Regions from separate parts of the Homo sapiens genome. Here region 2 is linked to region 1. Evidence: chromatin loops called from intact Hi-C (ENCODE). Cell type or tissue: heart left ventricle. All regions are shown on one strand.

The links. Hi-C counts contacts between places; a loop is a spot of excess contacts. Peaks named below come from ENCODE experiments on the same cell type or tissue, not always from the same donor. Only the 100,000 strongest peaks of a DNase experiment are listed, where the experiment ranks them.
Region 2: a loop joins it to region 1, with 5 times the contacts of the local background. A loop is called at or near these places in 31 of 110 quality-filtered maps.

Annotation. Positions count from the first base shown.
Region 1 is chr5:36,413,042-36,418,041 of GRCh38, forward strand. No RefSeq gene overlaps it. Among named protein-coding and RNA genes, the nearest start is that of RANBP3L, 110 kb to the left of the region's middle. RefSeq lists an enhancer at 4,489-5,000. In heart left ventricle, CTCF peaks have their summits at 1,919 and 2,119; no DNase peak of the experiment used is centred here.
Region 2 is chr5:36,610,171-36,615,170 of GRCh38, forward strand. All of the region lies in intron 2 of SLC1A3 (solute carrier family 1 member 3), which reads left to right. Among named protein-coding and RNA genes, the nearest start is that of SLC1A3, 6.1 kb to the left of the region's middle. In heart left ventricle, no CTCF peak of the experiment used is centred here; no DNase peak of the experiment used is centred here; H3K4me3 peaks cover 904 bases; H3K27ac peaks cover 3,696 bases.

The DNA.
Region 1 (5,000 bases):
TAGACAGATCAATGGAACAGAAGAGAGACCCCAGAAAGACAACACAATGGAACAAAGAGTATTTTCAACATAGAGTCAAACAACTGAACATTCACAAGGAATAAAAAGAATCTAGACATAGATTTTCCGCCCTTCACAAAAATAAATTCAAAATGAATCACAGACTTAAATGCAAAATCCAAAACTACAAAACTCCTAGAAGATAACATGGGAGAAAATCTTGATTACCTCAGGTATGGTGATGACTTTTTAGATACTTCAAAAGGCACAGTCCATGAAAGAAATAATTGATAAACTAGACTTTATTAAAATTAAAGACTTCTGCTCTTCAAAAGACACTCTCAAGGGAATGAGAAAGCGAGCAATAATTTTGGAGAAAATACAAAAGACATGCTGATGAAGGACTGATATCCAAAATATACACAGAATCCTTAAAACTCAACAATAAAAAACATGACAACCAAATTTAAAAATGGGCAACAGACCTGACAGTTGCCTCAACAAAGAAGATATACAGATGACAAATAAGCATATGAAAAGATGCTTTACATAGTATGTCATTAGGGAATTGCAAATTAAAACAACAGTGATATCACACTTATTAGAATAGCCAAAATGCAAACCACTGACAACCACCAAATGTCGACAAGGATGTCAAGCAAGAGGATCTTTCATTCATTGCTAATGAGAATGCAAAATGGTACAACCACTTTGGAAGGCAGTTTGATAGTTTCTCACAAAGCTAAACATATTGTCACTATACAATTCAGTAATCATGATCCTTAGTATTAACCCAAAGAAGTTGAAAACTTAATGTGTTTTTCCAAAAACCTGTATATGAGTGTTTATAGCAGCCTTATTAATAATTGCCAAAACTTAGAAGCAACCAAGATATCCTCTGGTAAGTGAATGAATACATAAATTATTGTCCATTCAGATAATGGAATATTATGAAGTACTAAAAAAGTAAGCTATCAAGCGATGAAAAGGCAAAAGGGAAGCATAAATGCATATTAATTGATAGAAGCCAATCTTAAAAGGTTACATAATGTATGATTCCAACTATTAAATACAAGACACTCTGAAAAAGGCAAAACTATAGACATAGTAAAAGGATCAGTGGTTAGCAGGGGTTAGGGAGGACAGAGGGGTGAATAGGCAGAGCACAGAGAATTTTTAGTGCACTGCATTAGTCTGTTTTCATGCTGCTGATAAAGACATACTTGAGATGGGGCAACTTACAAAAAAAAAGAGGTTGAATTGGACTTACAGTTCCATGTGGCTGGGGAAGCCTCACAATCATGGCGGAAGGCAAGGAGGAGCAAGTCACATGTCACATGGATGGCAGCAGGCAAAGAGCTCGTGCAGGAAATCTCCCCCTTGTATAATCATTGGACCTCATAAGACTTATTAACTATCACAAGAACAGCACAGGAAAGACCTGCCCCCATGATTCAATTACCTGCCACCAGGTCCCTCCCACAACACGTGGGAATTCAAGATGAGATTTGGGTGGGGACAGAGCCAAACCATATCAGGCAGTGCACCTGTCAGTATGATATTATACATGTCATTAGATATTTATAGAATCCACAGAATGTACGTTAAGAGTTAACACTAATGAAACTATGGTCTCTAAGAGATAATGATGTGGGTTCATTGATTGTAACAAATATGCCACTCTGATGAGGGGTGGTGACAATGGAGGAGGTTTTATGTATGAAGGGGCAGGGAGGATATGGAAATCTGTATACCTTCCACTCAATTTTGCTCTGAACCTAAAACTGAAAGCCTATTTTAAAAATCTGGAATAAAATTTTTTAAAATTGCATGTTAAACTCAAGAATTTTTTGAAAGTTTTCATATAAGAAAATGAACTATGTTCCTTGTGGTCTAATAAGAATATTATATTTCCTTCCTGAAGGTGGCGTTTGTGTACCATGGTCAAAGAATGCTTCCCTCATTTGTTAAGGGAAAAAAAAAAAAAAAAACCTTTCCCGGACAGTAAAACATCTCATAAAACTGTCATGAGTAATTCCAGCAGCTGAGCTGAAATGGACAGCTACTCAGAACACCTTTGCTTTTCCATGACAGGGGTGAGATTTTATAAATTAAGGTTATAGACTTACCTGCGAACACTGGGACCTATAACTCAATTTACAGATACCTTGAAGCTGAAAGAGTGTTTGCAGAGCCTACACTCTGGGATGTGTTACAGGCACAAGGAAGTTCATGAGCTAAGACAGGCCACTAAATCTAGCTAAGATGGCTCAACAAAAATGAGAGTTCTCAGGCCTGCGCAGAACCTGTGACCAAGTTGCTGTTAGCCATAAACACCTGCATTGTGGGAGCTATTTGAACTTGAGAGAAAAATCCCCTAATTAAAAGGCACCTAAGCCCAAATTCTGCATAACAATTTGCTCTGGAGCATGTTAAACTCACAGATTTCTGGACTTCAGATATCCTAATGTCAAGAGTGTCATCGGGGCACAGGAATCTACATTTAAGAAGCTTCCTAGGATGGACGATTACTCAGATATATAAATAGAACAAACTCCTGATATAAGCAGCAACATGAACAAATCTCAGAAACAAGATTCTGAGCAAAAGAAACCAGACACAAAAGGGTACACACTGTGTGTGTGTGTGTGTGTGTGTGTGTGCGCGCGCGCGTGCGCATATCTATATATACACACACATATACATAACATATAAAGTATGTGAGTATATATATTATATATATATATAAAGTTATAGAATGAATACAACTCACCAATAGTTATAGAAATCAGGTCAGTGGTTGTATAGGGCAGGAGGTTAGGTGGATTGACTGTAATGGGGCATAAGAGAACTTTCCAGTGTGATAGTAATATTCTACATTTTTATTGGAGTGGCAGCTACATGGGTGTATACATTTGTCAAAACTCATGTAACTGTACACTTAAACTATGTACATTTAATTGCACATAAATTGTACCTTGATAAAGCTGATTTAATAAAACAGACTTCCTAGGTGATTCAAACATACATCTGGGTTTGGGAGCCACTGATCCTTTGCTACTGGAGAATGACCAGATCATAAGTGCACTTGAGCCACACTGGGGCTCCTGTGTGGCATTTTTATTTCCATTGACAGAACTTCTGAGCCCCAGGGCACCTTCCAGACCAAGTTGTCTGACTTCTAGGTTTTCTATATGTGTTAGTCAGGGCTCTCTAGAAGGACAGAACTAATAAGATATGTGGATATCTGAAAGGGAGTTTATTCAGGAGAATTGACGCACACGATCACATGGTAAAGTCCCACCATAGGCCGTCTGCAAGTCGAGGAGCAAGGAAGCCAGTAGTGGATCCGTCTGAGTCCCAAAACCTCAAAAGTAGGGAAGCCGACAGTCCAGCCTTCAGTCTGTGGCAGAAGGCCCGAGAGCCCCTAGCAAACCACTGGAATAAGTCCAAGAGTCCAAAAGCTGGAGAACTTGGAGTCTGATGTTTGACAGCAGGAAGCATCCAGCACAGGAGAAAGACGAAGGCTGGAAGACTCAGCAAGTCTGCTCTTCCATCTTCTCCTGCCTGCTTTACTCTAGCTGTGCTGGCAGCTGATTAGATTAAGGCTGGGTCTACCTCTCCCAGCCCACTGACTCAAATGTTAATCTCCTTTGGCAACACCCTCACAGACACACCCAGAAACAATACTTTGCATCCTTCAATCCTAATCAAGTTGACACTCAATATTAACCATCACACTATATGCAAAACCTGAAGCTCAGAAAGGTTGAGAGACTTTTCCAAAGTCACACAGTAAAATACCAGCAGATATCAGATCTGAATTTCTGACAGCTTTTGCTATTCTCAGTATCACACTGCATCCAAAGGAAGAAGAATGAGAAGTGGAGAGCAGATGCTCCTTGCTCTGATTTTGCTCATTTACCCTTCATTACCATCTACAGGATGGAGCTACCTGGTTACCTGAGCCAAGGAAATAGAATACAGTCCAATTTTATAAGGAATGGCTGAAAGACTTTGGTTTCAGACTTGTTTATTTACTCATTCAACGAATAACTAACCAATATTTGTTGAGTGCTTTCCAGTCACAGTTTAAGGCACAAAAGCCAGTAGTGAATAAAACACACAAGATCTCTGCCTTCAAAGAGCCTATTATCATCAACAATAAAGAAATAAGCAAATACATGAACAAGAAAATTTCAGATGGTGGAAAGTGCTTGAAGAAAACAAACAAGGTAATTGATAGAATAACTGCAAAGGAGGGTCTATTTTAGCTGGGCTTTTCAGAACAGGCTGTGCTTGAGATAGTGACAGCGAGGAGCATGAAATATGGCTGGAGATGGTGGAGAGACTGAAGGCAGCTATCTCAAACACGTCAAGAGTTGTCATGTAGAGAAGTGTGCTTGCCTCATGCTGACTCAGAAGGTGAAGTGAGAAAAAATCTGAGTGCAAGACAGAGGTTGAATTCAGATCAGTTTAGGGAAGAACTTTCCAACCTAGAAGAAAAGGAATTAATATTTACTTGAAGCGTACTATGTCCTAGCTTCCTTATTTGTAATATTTTGTTTAATGCTTTAAAAAACTGTAGGTGGTAAGTGAAACAATATCTATTGGAAGGAGCGATCTCCCCCTCTCAAGAAGTATGCATGCTCCCTGGCTAAGATAGAGACAGATGAGTGAGGGGTTCCTTAACCTTGCGGATCCGTGCCCCTGCAGATGCTGCCCTAATTATGTCATAGAAACCAATGGAAAAAGGAAATCAGATTCCCCAGATTCCACCCCCGCCCTCGCCCCAGGTAGTGAAAAGTTAGTGAGACTTCTTGAAAAACAATAGGGTGTTTCCAGGTTAACTAAGCTTTAACCTTTAACCAAATTCTCAGGAAGGGCTTCCCTGAATATTCTCCCTGTGGAATGCAGCAGAATGGCACTCTAATGCCTCCCTCAAAGAGAAAGTGATAAGGCCATGAGCTGCTCTTGAGGATGAATACCAGCAGGAGTGG
Region 2 (5,000 bases), 200 kb after region 1:
CATTCTCTTAACCACTCTATTCTTCCTCTGCTCTGCTGCTAGTTGACATCTTTTAAGAGATGCCAGGAAGAGAAATACCCTCATGAGTTGATGAAGGCCAGTTAGCTAGCAGTGCATTCACACAGCATTGTCATTTAACTGCATGATTTACCCGGTTACCTCAAAAGAAAACTTACAGTTCTCCTATAGACCATTAAGCCACTTCCTTCTCATTCATTTAACACATACTCATTTATAATTCATGATCCTATACGTATAATAAATAGAGCTCAGTAATACTGGAGTATATTTGAAAAAGATGGAGAAACACCATTCAAAATGGTGTTGTAAACACCAGAAGAGTGGAATTTCTAAGACAGAAATGTTTCCATTCAAGAATACAGGAATGGAAATTCATAAAACTTGAACATGGAAGACAGATTGATGGAGAAGGAAGTTCCTAAGTCATTAGTACAAAGCAATAACATCTCTAATAAAAAGAAGATAATGCCAGGATTTAAAAGTCTGTTTTTCTCTAGGAGTTCTGGGATCATCCCTAGTCTATTTTTCTCTAGGAGTTCTGGGATCATTCCTCACCCAGTGAGGGCTTTCCTAAGATTTGTGAGAATTGCAATAAGAGTTGGCTGAGCTAGGGTAGATAAGTTGGCCGGGTGCCCTCATGGTTGGCTTTACTAATGGAAACTGAGGAGGCAGAAGCAGCAAGAAGAAGGCACTAACAAAGAAACACATAAAAAGAGCTCATTGACAGTCAAAGAGACCACTGAGTCTACATCAAAGACTTGGAATAGCAAATAGACAACTTAGGAGCAAACAGATTTAGGAGAGAAGGAAGAACCCTTCAGTTATCTGTTAGTGTGTCTTCCATCAAGAACCCAGTGAATATAAAGGCTCTATTTAGCTTGTCACTGGGTTCCATGTCTACCAGTCCTAAGAGATAGGAAAAGAATGTGTCTGTACACCAACTCTTAATTTATTTGCTGTAGCATAAGAAAAAACAAGAAAGATGCTAGCAAGGAAGAAGGAGATAATTATTTTCCCCCAAGATGAGAGATGAGAAGAGCTATAGTTATTACCTAGTTTTCAAATTCCTAGGTTTTTATTGCTTTTAGTAAAAAAAAAAAAAAAAAAAATCACTGGGAAAACCTATGTACTGGGTTGAATCTTTTGTTTAGACTGTTTTTTTTTTTTGCCTTTTTGAAATAAAATGTATATGATTTAATGTGTAGAAGTGGAAACTAGAAAAATATTATGATAAAGACATGTGAATCCATATATTCAAAATAAAGCAGAAAATTATAAATATTTTGATATAAATTCATCTACAAGCATAAGCATAGAACCATTTGTACAATTTTATGTCATTTCTACTGTCATTTCTAAGCAATGTCAAAGTCTGAATGTGCCATGCCATGACAAAAGCTCATGTAACAAGAGCGGTTAGCAATCCGAGAGAACACAGTGCCAAGCTCCACATCCCTTAGAGGGCCCGTCATGAAAGCATTAGATAATGGTCTGCCAGGGCTGTTGTGGACATCCGTCTGACAAAAACCACACTGGGAAGAGTGGTTATTGTCTTTCTTCCTCCAGAAAGAAATTTCTCCCTTTGGACTGTGGTAAGTTGTGTTAGAGTGACCTCAGACATCTAGCTGAAAGAAAGGAAAAGTCTTTGTCATGTTCAAGTCACAGAACACTGACTCTTTCCATGGCTAGGGAATGAATTGCACAATAAAAATGAAATCTCAGGCCAAACAATATAAAGAAATGGGTCATAAGATCAGCTGCAAGGTTGGGGGATATGTATAAATAGGAATGCATAGAATTGAGTGGTAGTTTTACCTGAAGGCATTCACAAACACAGTAAACTAGCAGCTTTCTCTGATGTTGGTCTTGGCGCACGCGCACACACACACACACGCACACACACACACACAGAGTTTGCATTTGAGTTCTCCTTTTTCTGATGGTCTCCTTGCACAGTTCACATTTGAGTTCTCCTTTCTCTGATATTGATCTCTCACACACACACACATACACACACACTCACAGAGTTTACATTTGAGTTCTCCTTTATATGGATTTGAAAGAAATCGGTGAATCATCCTGGCTAAATTTTTATAAAGCATTTCCCTCTGTTCTCTAATACTCTGGCAATGAATTTAAATTGCACTAAAATTCAGTGGAGGGAGGATCACTTGAGCCAGGAGTTCAAGATCAATCTGGGTAACATAGTAAGTTCTCATCTCTCCAAAAACATTTTTTAAAAAAGTATCCGGGTGTAGTGGTACATGTCTGTAGTCCCAGCTACTTGGGGGGGCTGAAGTGGGAGGAGGATCACTTAAGCCCAGGAGGTTGAGGCTGCAGTGAGCCATGTTCATGCCATTGCACTCCAGCCTGGATGACAGAGCGAGACCCTGTCTCCAAATAAGAAAAAAAAAATAATAATAATAATAATAATAATGGTAATAGCTAACACTCACAATGTATGGAAAGCACTATTGTGTTTAAGTGTATTAACTTTATTTAATTCTCACAACAACCCAGAGAGGGAGGTAATTTTATTACTCTCATTGTACAGATGAAAAAACTGAAGCCCAAATCCTTACCACACAGCTGATGAATACTGAGTGGGATTCAAATCCACCATTCCGGCTCCAGGTGCTCATTCACCACACTGTTCTGGGTGCTATAACACCCATTCTGGCTTTACTCCAGCAATTTGCTGAGGGTCTGCCTGAGGTAGCAACGGAAGAGATGGAAAAGAGAGGTCGAACTGAAAGCCCACTGGTGAGACTTGGCAATTGATTCAATGAGAGAAGGTGGACTGCAGACCAATGGCCCGCTTTCTGGTTTAGGTGGCAGAGTGGCTGATGATGCCACATTTGAAGGTAGGATACAGGAGAAAGACTGGGGCCTTGGGGGTGCACGAGGGTAAGTTCAGTTTGGACCTGTTGAGTTTGTGGGGCGGGATGCCACCGAGGTGCATATACAATGGAAGAAGCTTGCTGCAAATCAAGATTTAGAAGGTATTCCTACAACCTCCAAACTGAACGAAGACAGTTCTGTCTTTGGATTTCAAGTGAATAAGGATCAGTGAATCGGGCTATCCTACTGCATAAATGAGTCTACTCTGTAAGTGAGTCTATTCTCAGAACAGTTTCCGTAACTCTAGGGCCCTCTCCTTCATGCTTAAAAGCACTAATCTTTCAGAAATGCTGTAGTGGTGTTCTGTGCCTGGACGTAACTGACCAAGCCAGTTAGGTCAGCCAAGCAGGTTAATCAATGTGGTTTGCTATCAGCTGCTGGACTGAACTGACCTGGTAGTGGGACCACAATAGCCAACTGCTTGAGTTCGTGGAGCAGGCACAGTCGGGCGCCCACACCTCTCAACTTCCTGAACCCCTGATAGCGGGGCATTTTCACACTGATTGAACAACAGCAATCCAAACAACGATGGACAGATAACTGGGTTCAGACTTACGGTTTCTTCAACACTTCTTGGAAATGAGCAGGGAGAGAGGAGCTTCAAGAAGCTGGGGGTAGGGGGATCCTGAGTCCCCTGGTGTTACCAGAGCTCAGCTGTGCTTTCACTCAGCAGAGGCTGGGAGAGGAGGAGGAGGAAGCTATGGATTTGCAGAGTTTTTCTCTGGAGAAGCCACACTGGGTTAGGTTATAAGAACTAGGGTCTGATTTCTCTGTGCTTTATCTTCTCCCCTGGGGGAAAAAAAATACAGAAAAATTGTCAGGGCTAGTGATAACACATGTACCCACAGCACACATGCCTCCCAGCCCTCTCCCACCTTCTCCAAAAGCACTCCAGGCGCTGCCTCCTACTGTGACGGTGTAGCCCAGTAAGGTATAGTGGAGATCAGAGCTATGTGCTCTGGAGTCAGACAGCCTAGGTTTATGTCCAGTTCTGGAACTGAGCCTCTGTTTCTTCATGTATAAAACAGAATAATTATAAAAACTGTCTGCCAAGATTTATATCCCAGTTCTGCTATGCACAAGCCATATCACCTTAAATGATTTCCCTAAGTGCTTGCCAGGTAAAGTGTCCATAGACATTGTAAACCCCACATCTTTTATTTACATCTCTGATATGGCTTCAAGCTGTCATATGCACTGATTTGATGATGCTGATCTTCCAGAGAGCTATAAGACCCTGGCATTTGGGGAGGCTGGGGGGCAGAAGATACTCACCTGGTTTTGGTTTAGAAGTGGCTTCTATTTCCTTAGCTAGAGAAGAGAGCCAAGAGAGTTGTAGGAAGAGCCTTAATAGTTGTAACGGGCTTTTAGATGCAGAAATGAAAGCCTCAGAGTAAGTGATACCATCATTATCTGTCCCTTACCGATCTGGCCTCCTGAGCAGAACCAGAAAGTAATCCCCAGGCAGCCGTTATCACAGCAGACTACTTAGTGGAGGGGGCGCCTGACAGTAGACGCCTCTCTCAGGAAAACAGGGAGGTGCTAAGAAATGTTTTAGTAAGTGTTGTAATACACTCAATAGTGAATTTTTTGTTCATACCTCTCAGGGCCAATCTGAGTGTTCACCACCTCCCTGGTTTCTTCTTTCCTCCAGCCCTTTGGTGCCTACTGCCCATTAACTGCCACTCTGGTCAGAGTGGGGGCTGGCTGGAACCCTGAGAGAAATGTGGCTGGTTTCCAAGAGAGTTGGGAAAGGTTGTTTTGAAGCAGTGGGTAGAAGTCTTAATGTTGTTCTAAGTGTATCTCTGGATTCTATTTTGCTCTTTTTCTTCTTGTCATTTCAGATATTGAGGAAACAGAGCAGGCAATTTCAAATTTCTCTTTCAAGTAGGTAATCAAATAAGCAAGTGTGTTCAGAACAATTAACCTTCAGTAATAATACCTTTCATTTTTGTGGTGGTACAGTTTACAAAGCACTTTCTGTTGCACTCTCTGTAGCACGTAAGCTATGACCAGGCCACCCTCCTTCTGATTTGTATCTGCAAATGTCTGGGACGCAGCTAAGAAAGCATTGAGAG